2 separate regions of the Homo sapiens genome follow, and region 2 is linked to region 1. The links are chromatin contacts, found by POLR2A ChIA-PET in ENCODE. All regions are on one chromosome and are shown on one strand. Each heading gives the region's core, a stretch centred on a gene start or an enhancer-like site at or near the end of the contact. The rest is flanking DNA. Distances are from core to core; before and after follow the strand shown. Region 1 overlaps LIPE-AS1 (LIPE antisense RNA 1). Region 2 overlaps IGSF23 (immunoglobulin superfamily member 23).

Region 1 (3,267 bases), core at 418-2,917:
CACGGTGGCTTACGCCTGTAATCCCAGCACTTTAGGAGGCTGAGGGGGGCGGATCACGAGGTCAGGAGATTGAGACCATCCTGGCTAACACGGTGAAACCCTGTCTCTACTAAAAATACAAAAAAAAAAAATTAGCCAGGCATGGTGGCGGGCACCTGTAGTCCCAGCTACTCAGGAGGCTGAGGCAGGAGAATGGCGTGAACAAGGGAGGCGGAGCTTGCAGTGAGCCCCGAGATCGTGCCACTGCACTCCAGCCTGGGCAACAGAGCAAGACGCCATCTCAAAAATAAATAAATAAATAAAGACAAAAATAAAATAGTCTTCCTGTATCATAGAATCATAAACTCTCTAGCTAGAGAAACTCCTCTACAATCACATGATCCAAACTTCTTACTGTATAGATAAGGGATCTAAGGTCCAGAGAAATTAAAAGAATACATGGCCAAATCAAGGTCACAATATGAACATCATTCCCCTCCTCAAAAACCTTCAGATAAATTCCAAACTCCTTAGCACGGCATTCAAAGCTCTTTACAACCTGACCTCAACCCACCTATTCAATCTCATTTCCCTCTCATGTCTCCTACAAGCCCTTGGTTCCAATCTGTTTTCTTCCTATCCTCTGAACTTATGCTACTTGGCCTCATTCTGTTCTTTTTCTGGAGTGTCCCTCCACCTTCCTCTCCAACCTTTGCAGGTTTGCAACACTCACTTGTTCAGAAAGCCTTCCCTGGCTTAGCCCATGGGGCAGCTCTCATAGCTCTGAACTCCCAAAGCCTTCATGGTCCATGACACTTGTTGGCTGATGTTATTGCGAAAGTTTCCCATTCACAATAATTGCACCTCGGATAAACCTCATTGGCTACAATAATACCACTGCGCACAACCAGCCAGTATTATTTTACATGCATTCCCAACATTGTGATTTACATGATCTTCTATCTTATTACCTCTCACCCCATCTAGACTGCAACCTCCTTAAAGGCAAGAGATTGTACTTTATATTTCTCCACAGCTCCCAACTGCACCTAACCTGTGACTATGAGCATTTACTGAGCACCTATAATGTGTAAGTTGCTGTTCTAAGGCCTTTGTGTACATGATGTCATTTGATCCTCATAATTCAGCCAGGCACGGTGGCTCACGCCTATAATTCCAGAACTTTAGGTGGCTGAGGTGGGAGGACTGCTTGAGCCCAGCAGTTTCAGACGAGCCTGGGCAATATAGAGAGACTTCATCTCCACAAGAAATTTAAAAATTAGCCAGGCATGGTGGCACACATCTGTAGTCCCAGCTACTTGGGAGGCTGAGATGGGAAAATTGCTTGAGCCCAGGAAGACGAGGCTACAGTGAGCTGTGATCAAGCCACTGCACTCCAGCCTGGTAACAGAATGAGACTCTGTCTCAAAAAAGATCTTCATAATTTTCTCAAATGAGAAAAGTGAGGCTCACAAAAGAGTAAACTGTCAAGATCACACAACTTAACTAAAAAGTGGCAGAGCTATAGTGAAATGCAGGTTCCTCAGCTTCCATAAAAACATTTAGCCAAAAACCATGCTGCCTCTAACCCAGTTGGTGTCTTGAATGGGACAGGTGCACCCGAACTGCTCAGTGACTAACCAAGACATTCACAAGCCCAGGCAGAGGGCCAAAGTATACATGACAAAGAATCAGAGCAGGCTTGATGCTCCCTTCCCCTGAAGCCCAGATTTGGGTTTCCCCAGGTCCCTGCAGGGTCTCCTTTGTTTCTTGGCATTGACTCTTCACCTTGTGCCAATTTAGGCAGAGGCCCCACTCTGTTCCCCAGGTAGCTTATCCAGGAGCCCTGACCAAATGGGTAAGACAGCAGGATACAAAAAGCCAGATTCCTCTGAAGCAGTGAGAAAAGTGATTCTTGAGCAACTGGCTCACTGGAAGGGAGCCCTTTCCTATGGCCACCCTGCTCCTGTGTTTTCCTTTCGGGGCCTGTTAGGCAACTTTGGGATTAGAGAAACAAGACTTTGCCAACAAACTGTGTCTAACAGAGTCGGAGTGGAAGAAGCCCTGACACCTTGCAAACCCTGGACAGCGGGAAGACCCGTCTCTCTCCTGCCTTGCCCTGACTGAGGGCCACATCCTCCGTGTGCCCATGGGGAAACACAGCTTGGAAAACAGGCTTTTCTACCCTGGCGGCAACAGCTGCCATTTACTGCCATCAGTTATGTAATTTAATAACTTATTGCCAAGCTCTATACCTGGTACTTTAAATGCTTTGTGTTTTTGGGGGGCTTTTTTGTTTTTTTCCCCCCACCTCAATCCTTGTTAACATTCTGTGGACTATAGTCCACTGCAGTAGTTAAGGACACAGGCTCTGAGGTTGGGCTTCCATGTTCAGAATCCCAGCTCCACAACTTAAGAATTGTGTTACTGTTGGCATGCTGCTTAACCTCTCTATGCCTCAGTTTTCTTATCTGAGAAATGACAACTACAATAGTACCTAATTCCTAGAGATATATGGGGATTAACTGTATTAATAAATATAAAGTGCTCAATACAGTAGCTATTATAACTATTACATGGTATCATCTTCATTTTACAAATGTCGCAATTGAGCCCTAGAGAGCTTAAGTCAGTTGTCCAAGATCACGCAGATAATAGAGAACAAAGTGGATTTAAATCCAGGTCCAGTCTGTCTGACTCCCAAGGCACCAAACACCCAGTGCTTGAAGTTTCTCTCTCTGTGTCTCTTTCTCTCAAGCTGAACTATACTTACAGAGCTGTTGGGGTGGTTAAAGAGCTACAATAGGACCCAAGTTAGAATTAAGTTCCCAGGGTCACCCTGAAGAAGTGAAATTATGTAGGGCCCAGAGCTGCCATTAAGAATGTGGGGTTTGGGGCCAGGCGTGGTGGCTCAGACCTATAATCCCAGCATTTTGAGAGGCCCAAGTGGGTGGATCAGCTGAGGTCAGGAGTTCGAGACCATCCTGGCCAATATGGTGAAACCCTGTCTCTACTAAAAATACAAACAAAAATTAGCTGGGTGCGGTGGTGGGCACCTGTAATCCTGGCTACTAGGGAGGCTGAGGCAGGAGAATCACTTGAACCCAAGAGGCAGAGATTGCAGTGAGCCAAGATCACACCATCGCACTGCAGCCTAGGCGACAGAGAATCCGTCTCAAAAAAAAAAAAAAAAACATGGGGTTTGGGCCAGACGCAGTGGCTCATGCCTATAATCCCAGCACTATGGGAGGCTGAGGCAGGAGGATCACTTGAGCCCAGGAGCTAGAG
Region 2 (3,267 bases), core at 481-2,980, 2.2 Mb before region 1:
TGGGCAAACTGAGGCACAGAGAAGGGGAGTGGCTTGCCCACAGCCTCACTGCTAGTAAGTTACAGAGCTGGGACTTGAAGCCAGACAGCCCAGCTCTAGTGTCCTCTTCTATCTCTTTGTTGCTGTGATCCCATTTTGGAAACCAGTGAGTCAGATGGGCTCCTCAGGAGTCGCTATCACCCTCCCTGATGGGGGTGTTGGTTTCATCTCTGTTTCCTTGTTGAGCCAGCTCTGTGCCCCATGGGGGCTGAGTGGATGTTGCCCAGTGGACGGGGGTGAGGGATAGAGGTACCTTAGGCTCTGGATGATGATGAAACACATGCCTGCAATCAGTGCCCCGGCTCCCAGGATCCCAGCCGCAAGGAGCCCGATGGCAGAGCCTCCTGACAGGGACAGAGTGGGGTCTGGCTCCATGGGCTCTGCTTCTGTGGGCTGCATGATGGGTTCTGGGGACCAAGGAGGGGTGAGATTGGAGGAGCCATCTGCCCGCCCTCCCTGTGCACCCCTCCCTCCTGCCATTCCCCCTCCCAAGTGTCTCTTCAATCCATCCTTCTCTTCCATCCTCCAGGTCTCTGGCCCCCTCTCCTCCCTGCTCTCCTGCCCTAGTCCAGCACCCATCCACCTTCCTACCACATGGAAGCCAGGAGGATCTTTCTAAAGCTCACACCTGACCCTGTTCCTCCCCTGCTCAGAACCCTGCTGTGGCTTCCCAGCACCCTGGGGCAGAAGTCAGTTTCTCACCTTAGCCTTCGAGGCCCTGCCACCTGGCCAGCCTCATCTCTCTCATTGCCCTGCCTTTATAGCCATGCAACCCTGGACTCCACTCAATTTTCCAAGCTCATCCCTTTCTTTCTCTCTTGCCTCCAGGCCTGTCCATGCTGCACTGTCTCTCTGGAATGCCATCTCTCTCTCTTGGCTTGCATAATTCCTTTTTTTTTTTTTTTTGAGACAGAGTCTCCCTCTGTCACCAGGCTGGAGTGCAGTGGCACAATCTTAGCTCACTACAACCTCCACCTCCTGGGTTCCAGTAATTCTTGTGTCTCAGCCTCCCTGGTAGCTGGGATTACAGGCACATGCCACCATTCCCAGCTAAATTTTGTATTTTTAGTAGAGATGGGGTTTCACCATCTTCTTCACCATCTACTTCACCATGTTGGCCAGCGTGGTCTCAAACTCCTAGCCTCAAGTGACCCACCCGCCTCAACCTCCCAAAGTGCTGAGATTACAGGAATGAGCCACTGTACCTGGCCAGCTAAGCATAATTCTCAGCTCAGGTGTCCCTTCTTCCAGGAAGCCCTCCTTAACTCCTAGGCTGAGTCTCATAGCTCTCTGGGCTCCCCCATCCCAGCCCTGCCCACTCTGGTGATCACTGTCTGTGGACACTGGACTGTAAGTCTTGTGAAGGCAGGGCTGCAGCTGTCTTGGTCACCAGAGTGTTCCCAGCTGTGTGGGCTGGCCACACAGCAAGTGCTCATAAACATTTCCTGGGCAGTTGATGAATGAGCAAAGGAGGTCTTGGAAGTATTGTCCTTCTCACTGAATATCAGGGTCACTAGGTGATATAAGATTTACATTTTTTCCCCCAGTGCATCAGCCCTGAAGCTCCCACTGGACCCTGGCCAGGGAGGTGAGGTGGTTCTCTGGGACCCAGCCAAGCTGAGATTCCCATCACGCATTCCATTTCCATGTCCCAGCTCTGAACCTTGACTCATGCATTCTTTCCTACCCCAAATACCCTCCCTCTCTTCTCTCCTGGCCAGTTCCTCTGCATACCTCTAGTTCACTCCAAGCCATGGTAGTCCATTTTCATACTGCTATGAAGAAATACCTGAGACTGGGTACTTTATTAAAAAAAAGGAGGTTTAATGGACTCCCAGTTCCACATGGCTGGGGAGGCCTCACAATCATGGCAGAAGGTGAAGGAGGAGCAAGGCATGTCTTACATGGCGGCAGGCAAGAGAATGTGTGCAGGGGAACTGCCTTTTGTAAAACCATCAGAACTCGTGAGACTTATTGACTATCACGAGAACAGCATGGGAAAAACTTGACCCCATGATTCAGTTACCTCCTACCGGGTCCCTCTCATGACACATGGGGATTATGAGAGCTACAATTCAGGATGAGATTTGGGTGGGGACACAGCCAAACCATATCACCATGTGTCCCTCCATGAATAACACACTAAAAACAATATTCACCATAACAGCTGCTATTCAAGGCACCTGCTGCCTGACAGTTGTTCTGCCAAACTCAGTCACCCCTTGTTTTCGTTCCTTATAACAACCCTGAAGAGGTATATAGGATTACCTCCATTATACACATGAGGAAACTGGGGCTCAGAGAGGGGAAGTCACTTGCGCTAAGTTACCCAGCCAGGAAGGCACGGGAACAGGGACTGAACTGAGTTTTGACCAGGTCCCAAACCACTTCTCTGATCTCAACAACTTGCTGTCATTTTGATTGCCACCTAGGGCTCCATATACCGACTGTATATGGTAATAGCTACAATTAATAATGACAATGCTAATTGCAACAGTGTTATTGGCTCACGGTTATTGAGCACTCATTAGTGTTCGATAGTGCTAGACATTATTGTTTTAAGCTATTCACCGGCTTATCTCATTGAATGCTCACAACTACACACTGGGGTAGGCACTATTATCTTCCCAGTGTTATAGATGAGGAAACTGAGGCACAGAGAAGTCAAGGCACTGGCTCAGAGTCACACAGCCAGGGATTCAAATTCCAAAGCCATTGCTTTGAACCACTCCTTAGATGATGACAATGGTGATTTTTTTTTTGAGACAGTCATCCTCTGTCACTCAGGCTGGTGTGCAGTGGTGCGATTACAGCTCACTGTAGCCTTAAACTCCTGGGCTCAAGTGATCCTCCCATTGCAGCTGGGACTACAGGTGGCATTACCATGCCTGATTAAATTTTTAGTTTTTTTTTTTTTTTTTTTTTTTGGTAGAGACAGGGTCTCACTATGTTGTCCAGGTTGGTCTCTAACTCCTGGGCTCAAGTGATCCTCCTGCCTCAGCCTCCCAAAGTGCTGGGGTTACAGGTGTGAGCCACTGCACCTGGCCCACTCCTTAGATTTTGATCTGCATTTTTTGTAGGTATGTGCTGAGACTCAGAGAGGCAAAGAGGCTTCCCATGTTCATGTAACAAGCAAATGGTTGGAGCCAAGGACCCAGGTAGCCTGGTCCAGATCCTAAGCTGGGCTTTCATCATAGTTAACCTCTTTGAGCCTCAGCCTGTCATCTG

The links. ChIA-PET counts read pairs that join two places held with the same protein, here RNA polymerase II (POLR2A).
Region 2: POLR2A ChIA-PET joins it to region 1 with 33 read pairs in PC-9. The contact joins two enhancer-like sites. POLR2A ChIA-PET finds 5 or more read pairs at or near these places in 2 of 52 experiments (PC-9 and activated B cell).

Annotation. Positions count from the first base shown.
Region 1 is chr19:42,470,496-42,473,762 of GRCh38, reverse strand. The region is part of intron 1 of LIPE-AS1 (LIPE antisense RNA 1); the gene reads right to left. It also overlaps the pseudogene RNU4-60P. Among named protein-coding and RNA genes, the nearest start is that of CXCL17, 29 kb to the right of the region's middle. RefSeq lists enhancers at 1-490, 1,471-2,451. Within about 2 kb of position 1,667, at least 4 of the 41 ENCODE cell types and tissues checked have a DNase peak (open chromatin) inside an H3K27ac peak, as active enhancers do; they include PC-9, where a contact is called at or near this core.
Region 2 is chr19:44,624,599-44,627,865 of GRCh38, reverse strand. It overlaps IGSF23 (immunoglobulin superfamily member 23), which reads right to left. Exons shown (of 5, transcript NM_001205280.2): 3 at 293-446. Among named protein-coding and RNA genes, the nearest start is that of IGSF23, 13 kb to the right of the region's middle. Within about 2 kb of position 1,730, at least 7 of the 41 ENCODE cell types and tissues checked have a DNase peak (open chromatin) inside an H3K27ac peak, as active enhancers do; they include PC-9, where a contact is called at or near this core.